2 separate regions of the Homo sapiens genome follow, and region 1 is linked to region 2. Evidence: chromatin loops called from intact Hi-C (ENCODE). Cell type or tissue: endothelial cell of umbilical vein. All regions are shown on one strand. Each heading gives the region's core, and the rest is flanking DNA. Links, peaks and the distances in the headings are about the cores only. Region 1 holds the start of ZNF584 (zinc finger protein 584). Region 2 holds the start of ZNF544 (zinc finger protein 544).

Region 1 (8,324 bases), core at 184-8,183, 180 kb before region 2:
TATATATATATATATATATATATATATATATATATTTCCCAAACCGTTCTGATTAAAATTCATGGCTCAAGCCTGGCCCAGGGAGGTCCCTGTAAAATTTCTTTTGTAGGGAGGCAAAACCCAGAGCACAGAGAAGCCATGTCTTCAAGAGAGTCACATGGCCAGGAAAAGGCAGAGCTTGGTGGGATTTGGTGGGCAAACTATGAAACATCTGACCCCCAAAACCTGCTCCACTAGCTCCTGGGGCAAGAGGTGTTGAGGCTGCCAACAGCATTGCTCAGAGAAAGGCAGGGAAAGAGCACACCGCCGAGTCCCACCACCGAGTCCCACCACCCACAATACCTACAACAGGGAATCTGGGAAGGAAAGAGCCCCCATGGTCTGGCTTCGTTATGGACAGAACTTCGCATGGGGAAAATGAGGGGGTAGTCAGTGTGCTGGGGGACAGTGTAAGAGACTTACCCAGTGAGCTAACGAGTGCAAAGTTCTCCAGCATCACATCCCGGTATAGGCCCTTCTGGGTCACATTAAGGAGCCCCCACTCCTCCCTGGAGAAATATACCGTCACATCCTCAAACATCACCAAGCCCTGCAATGATGGGTCCAACTGAGCCTTGGGGTCAATGATGGGCAGAAAAAAACAACCAAAATATGGACAGATGGACACATTCAGGCCCTTGACCTGTATCTCAGGGTCCTATCACATCTCCCCCTGACATTATCTTTCCCTATGAGCTCTAAACTCTTCCCCACCTTACTCCCTACACATACCCTTATACCTTCCTTCTCCTATCCCAGAGGAATATCAGAGCTGCTGGTGTTATTGATGCTTCTGGTGTTACTACTGGAAACTGTGTCCAGCCCAAAGCGACATCAGGTTGGTGACCAGACTGATGCCATCTATGTGCAGGGCCAAGGGCACAGGCTCCACTCTATCTCCTGCCTGCCAATTCCAGTCCCAGAGATCATACCTCTCAGACGCAACCAAACCTATGCTCATCCTTCTCCCTTAGGTCTCAAGTACCTGGTCCCAGGGTCCAGTTTGCCTCCTGCTCAACAGGCACAAAACTGGACAACAGAATGCCTAAAACTGTACACCCCCAGCACAACGTCCCCAGTTTACCCTATAGGCAATTGCCTGGCCTTCCACACGCCGTTCTGCACATGCGTCTCCAGAGGGCCTGGCACAGCAACTACGACCCCATCCTGTCCCAGTCCTGCGGCACATCTCCAATGGCTCCCACTGCCAAGGGCATGCCCCAGCCGTGCATCAAAGACCTCCCCCTGGAATCATACGCAGATCTCCTGCCCTCCTCCAACTCTGCCCTGGCACACGCCGCCCCCCACCTGGTGGGCCCCCTCATTCCTCGGAGGCATCCTCTGCTCACCTCCGCCTCCCCGGCCATTGGACCGTGCGGGCAGAACCCGTGGACTGGACCCACGGCCTCAGCCGAAACGCGTCCCGGGCGCGGAAACCCTCGGCCGCCGTGGAACCTTCCCGGGAAGCTCTCCCCGCGCGGGTGAAATGCGTCCGAAGACAGGGAACCGCTTCCCGGAGCCGCTGGGAAGGAGGACGGTACGGAGGCCCGGGAGACCCACGGCGCCTGTCCGCGAGCGATAAGTCTGAGGAAGATGGAGCCACTCGCCGGTGGGGCACGGCGCGTGGAAGGCGCGGCAAAGGTCCCTGCCCTTCACCTCGCGCAGGGGATCGCGAGGAAGTCACCCCGGCCCACGCAGAGCTGCCTGAGGCGCCGGGACAGCCTTCCCGCCGAGGACTGCGGACTGCCGGGCAACGCCGGAACTCCCGGAACTCCCGTGGCCCGCGCCTCCCCTCGCTCGGCGCCCCTCACGCCACGACCTCCATTCCCGGCTCTCCTCGCGGCGCGGCTGGGTCGTTGCCAAGGCGATAAGGGAGGGCGCCGCTAGCTCCTGAAGCGGGACGTGAACTACATTTCCCATAAGGAGCCTCGACGTGGGGCCGTTCAGACTTGGCCAATGGCGGCCCAGGAACGGGAACGTTCGGGCGGGCCCTGCGTGGGGCGGGGCTTCCGGCGTCGGCTTTCGGCGCTGGCTTTGGGGCGGTTTGCGGCAGTGGGATCATTGGGCGGTGGGCGGTGTGGAGGAGTCTCCGCTGGTCCGCAGAAACGAACGAAGGCGCGAGAATCGGGAAGTTCTGCCTCAGTGACCTGTACGCGTCCTAGCCGCAGTGAATGTTGCTGAACCCCGGTGACCTCACAGTGGAGGGGCGGCCCCATGGGGCCATCGGACCGCGCCGCGCGGGGGCGTTCGCCAGGGCCTCCGCAGAAGCCCGCCTGTGCCCGCAACCGCCCCGAAATTCTCTCCCTGGCACCGTGTCCGCTTTACGGAGCCCGGAGCAAGGCTCAGAAAAATGTCCCAGCCAAAAACATGGTACATGCCTGTCATCAGGCAAGTCTTCAAAGAGCGGCTGGGACCAGGGGCCGAGGGACCTCGTTTAGAGGCGGCTTAGGGGGAAGGTCAGCAGTTGTGTTTCAGTTGTGTTGGGTTTTCGGCGCCCCACAATGCGGGCGACGTATGGGCCACAGGTGTGGATGCCAGGGACAGGTCGCCCTGCACATGGCTGAGGCACGGTAGGCTTGTAGTCTACCCCATATCAGGCCATGGTGATCTCAGGTATGGGGGCCTGGGAGAGGAGAGTGAGTACATGGCTGAGTACGTCAGAGCACGGGGTCAGGGACACATCAGGGGAGGACGCTGGCAGGAGAATAACCGGGCTCCTGGGTGTCCTCCGCTGAATTCAGACGCGTTCATGTTAGAGCAGGTGGGCCTGCGTCCTCCCGGACGAACGGAGTTCTTAGGCAAGGTCCAGAGGAGCTTCTACCTGAAGTGGTGCTGGAGAACTTTGCACTCAGTGCTGGGTGAGACCACTGGCACCATAACTCTCCCCAGCCTCAACTCTGGTTTTTTTCCTCTGTTCTTTCCATGTTCCCCTTGGAAGTCGCTGTTGGTCGTGGCACTGAGGCCCAGATCATGCCACCTCCTCTAACAAGTGGCTGAGTGGACACCCCACACATTCTACCCAAGGGCCGTGAGTGGCCAAGATCGGGGCTCAGAAGTCTCTGAATCTTCACAGCTGGTCACGTTCAGCTCGGTCACTTCCTGTAAGATTCCAGGCACTGCATGCACTGACATGGGTGCGTGTGGGCCCACTGGGTCCTGCCTGGGAGCCTTCCCTGAATGTTCATTTTTTGCAGGTCTGTGTTTGTCTTGGAGTAAGGATTATTCTCGCTTGCTGGGGTCATGGTGTTTTGGCCTCTCCTGGCCTGGACTCTCAAAAACTCATCATCCTTCATAGGTCTGAAGGCTTCTACATTCCCACCAGCAGGTGGACCATATGAACTCAAAACTAGTTGTGGCAGAGGGACCCTGAAGAGATCTACCCCTGGTGAATGCCCCCAGGAGTGGGCTGTTCTCACACCTGGTGCCCAGCCTGTGCCCTCGCAGGTCTTGGTGCCTCCACTCAGCTCAATTCCAGTTTTCTGGCCATGCCCCGCTGTGTCCCTTTCTCTCTCCTTAGTGCCTAGCTGTGCAATGTTTGCCTCTCCTTAACATGTCCTCAGCTGACCCCATATCCTCAGTCCTTGCAACCCTGTTCCTCAGTGACACCTGTGTATTCTCTCCAGTGGAGACACAGGTGGGACACCCCCAAGCTCATGGTACATGCCTGTCATCAGTACCCCTGGACTGTCATGGTGGGTCAGTCTGCCCTAGGCTGGACTGACCAACCTGTTCATTCCCCCACAGGATTGCCCTTTACAGTTCATGAGTTCCCCCAACTGGAGTGCAGACAAGAGCACTGATTGATGGACCAGGTAGACTTGAAACCAGGAATAGCACAAAAGTTATCAAAGAGGCTCAGCCATGGAGATTGCAAGCTGGGGATGGAAGTATCCCTGGAATTGAGCTGTTCTCACACCTGGTACCTGAGTTATACCCCTGGTGTCTGGGTACCAAGGTCACTAGCCTTGCCACTTTTCTATGTTCCTGATCCCCTACTAAACAGTCCACCTTTTCGCCTACTTCCCCTGACTCCTGTACCCTGTCCCCTCTTTCTGCCTAGTTTGAAGACACTGGTCATCCCATAACATGTCCTGGGCTAATACATATCCTCAAATCGTTCTTGAAAATCTGTTCCTCTTCCCTCCTCCCCCTCCCCCTCCCCCCCCCCCCGCTCTTTCCACGGTCTCCCTCTGATGCCGAGCCGAAGCTGGACGGTACTGCTGCCATCTCGGCTCACTGCAACCTCCCTGCCTGATTCTCTTGCCTCAGCCTGCCGAGTGCCTGCGATTGCAGGCGCGTGCCGCCACGCCTGACTGGTTTTCGTATTTTTTTTGGTGGAGACGGGGTTTCGCTGTGTTGGCCGGGCTGGTCTCCAGCTCCTAACCACGAGTGATCCGCCAGCCTCGGCCTCCCGAGGTGCCGGGATTGCAGACGGAGTCTCGTTCATTCAGTGCTCAATGGTGTCCAGGCTGGAGTGCAGTGGCGTGATCTCGGCTCGCTACAACCTCCACCTCCCAGCAACCCGCCTTGGCCTCCCAAAGTGCCGAGATTGCAGCCTCTGCCCGGCGGCCACCCCGTCTGGGAAGTGAGGAGCGTCTCCGCCTGGCCGCCCATCATCTGGGATGTGAGGAGCCCCTCTGCCTGGCTGCCCAGTCTGGAAAGTGAGGAGCGTCTCTGCCCGGCCGCCATCCCATCTAGGAAGTGAGGAGCGCCTCTTCCCGGCCGCCATCACATCTGGGAAGTGAGGAGCGTCTCTGCCCGGCCGCCCATCGTCTGAGATGTGGGGAGCATCTCTGCCCTGCCGCCCCGTCCGGGATGTGAGGAGCGTCTCTGCCCGGCCGCCCCGTCTGAGAAGTGAGGAGACCCTCTGCCTGGCAACTGCCCCGTCTGAGAAGTGAGGAGCCCCTCCGCCCGGCAGCCGCCCCGTCTGAGAAGTGAGGAGCCCCTCCGCCCAGCAGCCACCCCGTCTGGGAAGTGAGGAGCATCTCCGCCCGGCAGCCGCCCCGTCTGAGAAGTGAGGAGCCTCTCCGCCCAGCAGCCACCTCGTCCGGGAGGGAGGTGGGGGGGTCAGCCCCCCGCCCGGCCAGCCGCCCCGTCCGGGAGGGAGGTGGGGGGATCAGTCCCCCACCCGGCCAGCCGCCCTGTCCGGGAGATGAGGGGCGCCTCTGCCCGGCCGCCCCTACTGGGAAGTGAGGAGCCCTTCTGCCCGGCCAGCCGCTCCGTCCGGGAGGGAGGTGGGGGGGTCAGCCCCCCGCCCGGCCAGCCGCCCTGTCCGGAAGGGAGGTGGGGGGGTCAGCCCCCCGCGCGGCCAGCCGACCCGTCCGGGAGGGAGGTGGGGGGGTCAGCCCCCTGCCCGGCCAGCCGCCCCGTCCGGGAGGTGCGGGGCGCCTCTGCCCGGCCGCCCCTACTGGGAAGTGAGGAGCCCCTCTGCCCGGCCAGCCGCCCCATCTGGGAGGGAGGTGGGGGGGTCAGCCCCCCGCCCTGCCAGCCGCCCTGTCCGGGAGGGAGGTGGGGGGGTCAGCCCCCCGCCTGGCCAGCCACCCCGTCCGGGAGGTGAGGGGCGCCTCTGCCCGGCCGCCCCTACTGGGAAGTGAGGAGCCCCTCTGCCTGGCCAGCCGCCCCGTCCAGGAGGGAGGTGGGGGGGGGGGTCAGCCCCCCGCCTGGCGAGCCGCCCTGTCCGGGAGGTGAGGGGCGCCTCTGCCCGGCCGCCCCTACTGGGAAATGAGGAGCCCCTCTGCCCGGCCACCACCCCATCTGGGAGGTGTACCCAACAGCTCGTTGAGAACGGGCCATGATGACAATGGCGGTTTTGTGGAATAGAAAGGGGGGAAAGATGGGGAAAAGATTGAGAAATCGGATGGTTGCCGTGTCTGTGTAGAAAGAGGTAGACGTGGGAGACTTTTCATTTTGTTCTGTACTAAGAAAAATTCTTCTGCCTTGGGATCCTGTTGATCTGTGACCTTACCCCCAACCCTGTGCTCTCTGAAACATGTGCTGTATCCACTCAGGGTTGAATGGATTAAGGGCGGTGCAAGATGTGCTTTGTTAAACAGATGCTTGAAGGCAGCATGCTCCTTAAGAGTCATCACCACTCCCTAATCTCAAGTACCCAGGGACACAAACACTGCGGAAGGCCGCAGGGTCCTCTGCCTAGGAAAACCAGAGACCTTTGTTCACTTGTTTATCTGCTGACCTTCCCTCCCCTATTGTCCTGTGACCCTGCCAAATCCCCCTCTACGAGAAACACCCAAGAATGATCAATAAAAAAAAAAGAAAAAAAAAAAATCTGTTCCTCTGTGAGATGGGCCTGATCTCTCCCACGGGTGGAGCAGAGGAGTAGAGGGTCCAGGGCCTGAGTCTCCCATAGGCTAAGTATTTGCCCTGAGTCATAAAGCCAGTGGGAGGCAGTGCTACAGTTTGATTCCAGGAAGTCTCAGACCAAAGTTCTCTCTTAACCACTTACCTTTCCTGGGCTTAATAGTTAGTTCATTTATGTTTTTCCTGGCACTACTTCATTGGACCTCATTTTAGTTTCTTCTTTTTTTTTTTTTTTTTTGAGACGGAGTTGCTCTGACACCCAGGCTGGAGTGCAGTGCCACGATCTCACAGTAACCTCCGCCTCCCGGGTTCAAGCAATTCTGTCTCAGCCTCACGAATAGCTGGGACGACAAGCGCGTGCCACCACACCCGGCTAATTTTTGTATTTTTAGTAGAGTTGGGGTTTCACCATTTTGGCCAGGATGGTCTCCATCTCCTGACCTCGTGATCCGCCCCGCTCAGCCTCCCAAAATGCTGGGATTACAGGCATGAGCTACCGCACCCGGCCCATTTGTTAACATTGTAAAATGAATATTAGTACATTATTATTAATGTACATTATATGGGTTTTCACAAATGCATAAATTCATGTATCCACCATTACAATATAGTACAAAATACTTTTACTGCCCCCAAAAATTACTTGTGCTACTATTCATTCCTCCCTCCCTCCCTCCCTCCCTCCCACTGAGTCCCTGGCAGTCACTGCTTTACTGTCTCTATAGCTTTACCTTTTCCAGAATGTCATAAACTTGTAATCATACAGTATGTAGCTTTTTCAGTCTGGCTTCTGTCACTTACCAATGTGCATTTCAGACTCCTCCATGCCTTTCATAACTTGGTAGCACAGTTAATTTTATTGCTGAATGATATTCCATTGTGTGGATGTAACACAGATTAGCCATTTATCTATTGAAGGACATCTGGGTTGATTCAAGTTTTGAGCAATTATGAATAAAGCTGCTATAATAATTTGTGTGGTTTTCGCATGGACATAAGTTCTCAACTCATTTGTGCAAATACCCAGGAGTGTGATTGCTGTATCATATGGTAAGACTATATTTAACTTTCTGTAAGAAACTGCCAAACTGTCTTCCAAAGTGGCTATACCATTTTGCCTTTCTATCAGCAGTAAACGAGAGTTCCCATTGCCTCACAACCTTGCTAGCATATGGTGCTATCAGTGTTTTGCATTGTAGCCATTCTAATAGATGTATAGTAGTATCTCATTATTGTTTCAATTTGCAGTTCCCTAATGGCATATGATGTGGAGCATATTTTCATGTGCCTATTTGCCAGCTATGTATCTATTTTTCTTAGGTGAGGGGTCTATTCAGACCTACGGCCTTTTTTTTTTTTTTTTTTTTTTTTTGAGACGCAGTTTCGCTCTTGTTGCCCAGGCTGGAGTGCAATGGTGCAATCTCGGCTCGCCGCAACCTCCGCCTCCCGAGTTCAAGCGATTCTCCTGCCTGTCAGCCTCCCGAGGAGCTGGGATAACAGGCATGTGCCACCACGCCCAGCTAATTTTGTATTTTTAGTACAGATGGGGTTTCTCCATGTTGGTCAGGCTGGTCTCGAACTCCTGACCTCAGGTGATCCGCCCACCTCAGCCTCCCAAAGTGGTGGGATTACAGGCGTGAGCCACCGCGCCCAGCCTTGAATTGTACACTCAAAATGGGCAAATTATATGGTATGTAAATTGTTTTTTAAAAAAATCTGTTATGTTTTGAAAGAACAAGTAGATGTCTGGGAGATTCTTTGGAGAAGTACTTAATGTGAAATTTTCCACAACGATAAAAATGAAAGCACCCATCCCCCTGGTGGGGGGACACAGATCACAGGTAGCTTGTGGCCCCTCTTGGGCACTTCTTCTCCCACCACCCTCTGCTCCTTCTGCAGAGGCTTACAGAGCAGAGGAAACCCCAACCTAGGGCGAGACTCCCAGCTTTGCCACGCCAAGCCGGGCC
Region 2 (8,324 bases), core at 162-8,161:
AGATTCAAGAACTTGGGAAAGTTTATATCTTTTCCCAGAGTGAACAAGTAGGAGGAGGGGAATCAAGACATGTTAAGGCTGGACACAATTTCCAAGTGGGAATGTTACACAGGCAGTTACGTTTGCCAGCCTGAAGCCCAGAGAAGATACTGGGGCACCACAGTAAAGATATTTAAGTCCATGAGACTCAGCAGCACTTAAACTAAACAGGAACAATCAAGTTACAGAGAGGGAACAGGACTCAGGACCAAGGGAATTCAATGATTTACAGATCTAATATAGGAGGGGCCTTGTGTACACAGAAGAAAATCTGGGTCTTTAAATTTTCTGTGGGCAGAATATATTACAGACAGAAGTGTGTAGATAAATCTATAACCTACCTTGACACCATACTTAAAATAATTTATTATACTCTATTTTGTCTTCCTGATCAAATTCTAAGACATGTGTTGAAGTTTCTCATATAGTCCTTCTCATATTTCCTTTAAGTACACAATTTTTGCTTTATATCTATGCTATGGTGTCTGGTCCATAAACATTCAAGATTAATGTATCTTGTTCCTATAGCCTTTTATCACTAAAGAGGTGATAAGGCCAGGCCTTAATCCTGTAATCATGCCTGTAATCCCAGCACTTTTGGAGGCTGATGTGGTTGGCAGTGTCCCCACCTATATCTCCTCTTGAATTGTAGCTCCCATAATTCCCACGTGTCATGTTGTGGGAGGGACTCAGTGGAAGGTAACTGAGTCATGGGGGCAGGTCTTTTCCTTGCTGTTCTTATGACAGTTTCACGAGATCTGACGCTTTTACAAAGAGGAGCTCCCCTGCACACACCCTCTTGCCTGCTGCCATGCAAGGTGTGACTTTGCTTCTCCTTCGCCTTCCGCCATGATTGTGAGACCTCCCCAGCTATGTGGAACTGTGAGTCAATTAAACCTCTTTCCTTTATAAATTACCCAGTCTTGGGTATGTCTTTTTTTTTTTTTTTTTTTTTTTGAGATGGAGTCTCTCTCTGTCGCCCAGGCTGGAGTGCAGTGGCACGATCTCGGCTCACTGCAAGCTCCGCCTCCCAGGTTCATGCCATTCTCCTGCCTCAGCCTCCAGAGTAGCTGGGACTACAGGCTCCCGCCATCACGCCCAGCTAATTTTTTGTATTTTTTTTTTTTTTTTTTTTTTTAGTAGAGACGGGGTTTCCCCATGTTAGCCAGGATGGTCTCAATCTCCTGACCTTGTGATCCGGCCGCCTCGGCCTCCCAAAGTGCTGGGATTACAGGCGTGAGCCACCGCGCCCGGCCCGGATATGTCTTTATTAGCATGAGAACAGACTAATACAGAGGTCAAAGCAGGAAGACTGCTTGAGCCTAGAAGTTGGAGACTAGCTTGGACAACTAAGTGAGACCAAGTCTCTACAAAAAAATCAAAAAGTTAGCTGGGTGTAGTGGTGTACACTTGTAGTCCCAGCTACTGAGAAGGCTGAGGTGGGAGGATCACTTGAGCCGGGAGGTCAAGGCTGCAGTGAGCTGTGATGGCATCACTGCACTCCAGTCTGGGTGACAGAGTGAGACCCTGTCTCAAAAAAAAAAAAAAAAAAAAAAAGATAAAATTGTCTTAATGCTGTTGCACTAAAGGTCTACTTTATCTGATATTATCTTGCCACCCATTTCCTTATTTGTTTTCACTGATGGATCTATGCTCATCCCACCACCTGTTTGTCAAAGCCTGGATCATCTGACTCTTCTAAGTAGAGCGTATCTTTAACTTTTTATTTTCAGTTCAATTTCAAAGTGTCTACTAAAACAGAGTTCTACCCATCACATTTACTGTGAGAACTAGTCTTATTTCTGGCATTACATATTATATTTTGTATTAGTTTTCAAGTTCAAGACCAGCCTGGACAACATGGAGAAACCCTGTCTATACTAAAAAAAAAAAAAATTAGCTGGGCGTGGCGGCACACATCTGTAATCCCAGTAACTTGGGAGGCTGAGGCACAAGAATCGCTTGAACCCAGGAGGCGGAGACTGCAGTGAGCCGAGGTCATGCCACCATTCCAGCCTAGGTGACAGAGCAAGACCTTGTCTCAAGAAAAAAACAAAACAAAACAAAAAACACACCAGGACTATTTTTTGAACTTGACAAAATATTTAAGCTTCTTTAATGAAAATAGAGACCTACGAAAAAGAGAGGTGACAGTCACAAACAGATAGTTCACAATAAAATAAACTACATGGCTGAAAAATGTACAAAGCTGCTCTGTATTAAAGACATATAATCCCAGCACTTTGTGAGGCCAAGGCAGGAGGCTCTCTTGAGGCTAGAAGTTCGAGACAAGCCTGGGCAACATGTGAGACCCCATTTATAAAAAAATAAATAATAAAGACATGAATTAAAACACACCGGGGCCTATGATCTCAGCTTCCTTCCCTAGCAAATGCCCCAGGCCTTCCTACCTTTCAAAATCCACTGACCACTCAGGCTGTACTTCCTACAGGCCAGGCACTGTACCCTGTCCTCTGCCTGAATTCATGCATTTGATCTTCCTTGTAACCCCACAAAGACAATTAACAGAATTTACCCTGCTTTCTAAATGAGGAAACCAAGGCAGAAAGAACTTGAGTAAAATTTAACTGAGGCCTCGTGGCTGGGGAGTGAGAAGGTGGGAGCTCCATAGCTCATGGCCCTAAGCACACTACCACTCAGGCTCCCAGCCTCCCCGTCTGGTACACCCCACCCCAGCCCAGCCCAATGCCCCTGTTCTTTTTCTTAACATCCTTGGCCTGAGGCCCACCTCTTGGCCTCTCTGATCTGTTTGTTCTGTGCAATCTGCCTATGCCCTTGACTGCCCTCTCTGCCCAACCCTGCTAGTTTCTGAGTTCTGGGTGGTATAGGAGTTCAGGAACACCAGTATCCACTCAGTCACTATCCCCTTACAGCTGCGAGCTCATGCTCTCACACCCTACTTCAGTCCCCTCCCACCACTGTCCTCTCTGTGCAGACAAATCGGCCTTTTAATTCACTCCAAGGGATGACTCTGGACTCTTTCAACCTCCTGGCACACAAACTCCTGCAGGCCTGCACTCATTAGTAGCTCCCTTCAAATTCTGAGCTGAGATGTCTTCTCCCTGGTCAAGATGAATCCATATCCCAGTGCCCCACCCCCTGCCTCTTCTCCTCTCAGGTGAGGCCTGAACAGAGTGACCAACACTCTCAGTTTCCCCCTCCTCATCTTGCCCATCCTGCTCTGCTCTCTCACTCCCAAACACACACACAAACACAAATGTAGACCACATCCAAGAGGTCTGCCCAATATCTTATGTGTTACTATCTTGTCCTGATGCTCCTGGCCTTCCCTGGGGAATCTCTCACTGCCTGTGTCCATCTTTGCTCTCTAACCCTGTCCTTCCTTGTCTGGAGGCATCCAAGGGCAACGGCTGAGAACACTCACTTTGCAACCTGCTGTCAAAGTACTGGCTCCATTACCTGCCACTGTAGGACTCTGAACGGGTCTCTTTAACCTCTCCAGGCCTCAGTTTCCTCATCCGTAGACATCTGGAAAAACAGCAAGACCTGCCTTGTGAGGATGCTAAAAGAATTAATTGAGTTGCATTTACAGAGCTTAACATTGTGTTAACCTGCAAAAGGGGCACAACACATGTATTCATAGTGATTATACTTGGACATAAAATTCCCCATCTGTTCCTCATACTGGACCTGTATGGTGGCTGATCTGGCAGAAGTCCCTCTGGCTGCAGGGCTGGGGAGGGAGTTGCTTTCTCTTTCCTTTTCCAGTTTTCTCCTTCCCTGCTTGTGGGGTGACGTTTCCAATCTGCTCCAGGTTACGTGTCCAGCCCAAACCTCCTGGGCTTCCTGCCACTGCCATTCCCTCCTCCACATTCAGCCATGTCACCCACATGCTCCTCAACTCCCATGCAGAGACTGACCAGGCATACCACATCTTCCTTGCACTGTGACTTCTACCCTGGCTCCACGCTGGAAACAGAAACACAGTCTTCCTCCACTCCTTCCTGTCTTTTGGCATCCCTCCTTACACGGAGTCATTTCCACAATCAGATGTTTCCCTACTCCCTTAGACTCTTGAAATCCAACCCCATGCCTTCCTCATTAGCACTGCCTTGTACGGTCCCCATCAAATATCACCCAACACAAATGGAACCCCGATCCCTAACTTACAGGCGTTACATACACATCCCATCCTGTTCACCTCTGTAGTCTCTCTATGGGGTGCACCAGCATCGCTTAACCAGTGCAGGCCCCCAACACCCCAGTTACCCCTGCCCTGCGTGGACTGGCCTTAATCTTCTGTTCACTTGGAAAATACACATGTTCTCTGCAAGGTTCAAGCTTCACGTACCATTGGAAGAAAATGTGTCCACGTCTGGAGCTGGGATGACCTCTGGGGTCCAATAGGCGTCACCTGCCTGGTGCCGCTGTGCCAGGAGGCTCTTGGCTGCCACCTGTGGATAAGCCGCAGAAGATGAGTTGAGGGAGGAAAAAGGAGCCGGGAGAGGCCCGCTGGGTCGGCAGCCCCAGAGCTCCAGACGCCAGCCTGAATCCCCCGCCCCTGCAGCCCTCGACCCAGGCACCCTCTGTCGGGAGGGCCCACCCAGTCCCACCCAGTCCCACCCAGTCCCACCCAGTCCCACCCAGTTCCACCCCTGCCCGTACCTGCGAGGTACTATAAGTTCCCTCCCAGCTCTGCAGCAGGAGAGCCTCCCGACAAGCTCAGACCCAGCCGGGCGCTCCTGCAGGGGAAACCTGACTGGACCGGCCTTCCCCGTCCCTGAGGCCGGAGAGATCCCGATCCCATCAGGCCCCTGCCCTTGCTCGGCCTCGCCGCATGAGGGACCCCCGCAGGCCCTGCTCGTTTCTCCGGCACGCCCAGATCACTTGGGGCGGCTCTGGCCTGGTCCTGCGCTCCGGCCGCACCCGGCTAACAGTGAAACCTCCGAGCCAACCTTGAGGCCGCCAGACTCACCTGCACGCACCGGCCAATGGCGGTGCTTCCGGTGGCCGGCGGACGTGCCCGCGCTCCGCGCAACAAACAACTCCCAGAAGGCCGCGCGCCGGTAGCCGTTGCTCCCACAGGCATAGTCATTGCCGGCGGGAGCATGGGGCCCCGCGGCGGCGGGATGAGCTTTTTCCTGTGTTCGCGACTAGCATTGTGGCTTAGGGAGTTGCTTCCCGCGGCTCTGCTCCTTGCAGCGCCTGTCCCCTCCCCCTTAAACGGGCCACGCTGGTTCTCATCCAGCAACCGAAGCCGAGACTGTGGAGGCGGCGGTCGGCGTCCAGGGCGGGACTAGCGCCTATGGGGCTCGGCGCTGTCATCTCGGGTGCCTTCCCGGCGCCTTGCCCTGCTGGGGAGAGAGACCAAGACTGAGCCATGAGAACAGTCCAAGGCCGTTAACCGGGAGCTCAGGGGCAAGGGCGCCCGCCAACATCTGCGCCTGTGGCAGGGACTCAGGGACAGCCTGGGCGTGGGGACGCGTCCTAGTGATAGAAACAAAGCCCCGGGAGTGCCCTGCTTGGAGCATTCCGAGTGGAAGGTGGAAGCACGCTAACTGGAGGCGATTCGTCCTAGGTGATCGCTCAGTCGAGCCTATTTGGCTTTCTGTGGTAGCTCCTAAGTGGGACAGGGAAAAAAATAGGGAGGCTGGCAGTGACCAAGTTCTGTTTTGTACCTATTGCTGCAGAAGTTGTGGGACAGAGTTCTGTTATTATAAATGGTCTGATGTTCAGTCTCAGTGCGTTGTGGGGCTCAATGTCTGAGACCCACCACCGCCTGACCCGTCCTGGCTCTTCAATGAGGGAGACCACAGGAAACTTTCCTACGAAGGCCAGGTAGGCGGGAACCACTGTGGCTCAGGCACCCTCAGCTCCTGGACTGTGCTTTTGTGTCTGGGGTGCATCTGTGACTAGCCTTCCTTGGCTTGACTGTTTTGTAGCTGACCTTGTCGATAGCTTTACCCAACAGTCATCATCTTTTTACTTGCTTATTTTCATACCTGGCTAGCACGACCCTGCAATTTTTAGATTCTTCCGGGAAATCTAGAATCTAACTCCCTAAGGGAGGATCTTGATGGATTCTAAGCTAATCAGAATGGACTCAAGCTTCTTGCTGTGTGAATTAGGCAAGGATATTCTGGCCAAGGAGAAATAAGGCTGCTAGGGGTTTCCTGGGAAGGTTCCCTCAGTCTTTTTTTTTTTTTTTTTTTTTTTTTTTTTTTGTGAGACGGAGTCTCGCTCTGTCCACCAGGCTGGAGTGCAGTGGTACGATCTAGGCCCACGGCACTCTCCGCCTTCCGGGTTCACGCCTTTCTCCTGCCTCAGCCTCCCGAGTAGCTGGGACTACAGGCGCCCGCCACCACGCCCGGCTAATTTTTTGTAATTTTTCTTTTTTAGTAGAGACGGTGTTTCTCCCTGTTAGCCAGGATGGTCTCGATCTCCTGACCTCATGATCCACCCGCCTCGGCCTCCCAAAGTGCTGGCATTACAGGCATGAGCCACCGCTCCCGGCCGGTTCCCTCAGTCTTAAAAGTGGACATAAGATAGCAATGTGTCTTCTTTTGCCCCTGGACCGTGATGTCTGTATGTGATGTGTAGGACAATTACAAGCACACTGGCACCATGAGGAAGCCACCCCAGGAGGTAAAGGCAACATGCTGAGAATGGCACAGCAGAAAAATGGAAAGAACCAGTATCCATGATGGAATGAATCCTCTTTGTGCCACTGAATCAACATTGCCTATGCTCACCTCAGGGACTTTTCATTATGAGATAATAAATGATCTTGTTTGTTTTTATTATAGAAAATTTCAGGCCAGGAGTGGTGGCTCACGCCTGTAATCCCAGCACTTTGGGAGGCTGAGGCAGGCCGATCACGAAGTCAGGAGATCGAGACCATCCTGGTTAACATGGTGAAACCCCGTCTCTACAAAAAATACAAAAAATTAGCCGGGCGTGGTGGCGGGAGCCTGTAGTCCCAGCTCCTTGGGAGGCTGAGGCAGGAGAATGGCCCTGAACCCAGGAGGCGGAGCTTGCAGTGAGCCAAGATCACGCCACTGCACTCTAGCCTGGGCAACAGAGGGAGACTCCGTCTCAAAAAAAAAAAAAGTTCAAGTAAATAAGAACTTTGATGTTACATTTCTGTTTACTGTTTCCATGTCTGTATCAATAATGGAGTCGTCTGAGGAACAACTTTCCCTACATCAGTGTTTATATTATTCAGTTTTAGGCTTAGTGCTTAAGCTTAGTGATCGCCTTTTGTAGGATTGTGTCATAAGAGCAAAGAATGACCATATATTGTTACATTAAAAATGTTACCTTTGGCTGGGCACAGTGGCTTATGCCTGTAATTCCAGCACTTTGGGAGGCTGAGACAGGTGAATCACCTGAGGTCATGAGTGCAAGGTCAGCCTGGCCAACATGGCGAAACCCTGTCTCTACTAAAAATACAAAAACTAGCCAGGTGTGGTGGTGGGCACCTGTAATCCCAGCTACTCAGGAGGCTGAGACAGGAGAATGGCTTGAGCCCAGGAGGTGGAGGTTGCAGTGAGCCGAGATGGTGCCACTGCACTCCTCCAGCCTGCCTCTGACTCAAAAAAAAAAAAAAAAAAAGTTACTTTTACCTTGATGTCTAAATAAAAGGGAAGAAAATCTTTTAAAAGTTATGGCTGGGCACAATGCCTCACACCTGTAACCCCAGAACTTTGGGAGGCTGAGGTTGGAAGATCACTTGAGACCAAGAGGTTGAGGCTGCAGGGAGTGATGATCTTGCCACTATACTCCAGCCTGGATGACAGAGTGAAACCCTGTCTCAATTTAAAAAGTTCATTGGCCAGGTGCGGTCGCTCACGCCTGTAATCCCAGCACTTTGGGAGGCCAAGGCAGGTGGATCACGAGGTCAGAAGATCGAGACCATCCTGGCTAACATGGTGAAACCCCGTCGCCACTAAAAAATACAAAAAATTAGGCCGGGCACGGTGGCTCACGCCTGTAATCCTAGCACTTTGGGAGGCCGAGGCGGGCGGATCACTTGAGGTCAGGAGTTCAAAACCAGCTTGGCCATCATGGTGAAACCCCGTCTCTACTAAAAATACAAAAAAATTAGCTGGGCATGGTGGTGTGTGTCTGTAATCCCTGCTACTCGGGAGGCTGAGGCAGGAGAATAGCTTGAACCCGGGAGGTGGAGGTTGCAGTGAGCTGAGATTGTGTCACCACACTCCAGCCTGGGCAACAGGGAGACTCCATCTCAAAAAAAAAATACAAAAAATTAGCCGGGCATGGTGGCGGGCACCTGTAGTCCC

What was found. Hi-C counts contacts between places; a loop is a spot of excess contacts. Peaks named below come from ENCODE experiments on the same cell type or tissue, not always from the same donor. Only the 100,000 strongest peaks of a DNase experiment are listed, where the experiment ranks them.
Region 1: it touches region 2 in a loop (5-fold over the local background); 2 of 110 quality-filtered maps call a loop at or near these places.

What each region holds. Positions count from the first base shown.
Region 1 is chr19:58,402,230-58,410,553 of GRCh38, reverse strand. ZNF584 (zinc finger protein 584) reads right to left here and starts at 1,905. Exons shown (of 4, transcript NM_173548.3): 1 at 1,389-1,905; 2 at 463-613. The coding sequence starts at 1,406. ZNF584-DT (ZNF584 divergent transcript) reads left to right here and starts at 2,091. Exons shown (of 1, transcript NR_186337.1): 1 at 2,091-7,350. RefSeq lists a silencer at 1,777-1,836 and enhancers at 2,097-2,146, 2,073-2,718, 2,697-2,746. In endothelial cell of umbilical vein, for the core only: a CTCF peak has its summit at 3,335; a DNase peak (open chromatin) is centred at 2,003; H3K4me3 peaks cover 2,055 bases; H3K27ac peaks cover 521 bases.
Region 2 is chr19:58,225,619-58,233,942 of GRCh38, reverse strand. ZNF544 (zinc finger protein 544) reads right to left here and starts at 5,029. Exons shown (of 7, transcript NM_014480.4): 1 at 4,997-5,029; 2 at 4,373-4,475; 3 at 3,481-3,549. RefSeq lists an enhancer at 4,327-5,153. In endothelial cell of umbilical vein, for the core only: CTCF peaks have their summits at 4,820 and 5,027; DNase peaks (open chromatin) are centred at 4,462 and 5,142; H3K4me3 peaks cover 1,910 bases; H3K27ac peaks cover 1,182 bases.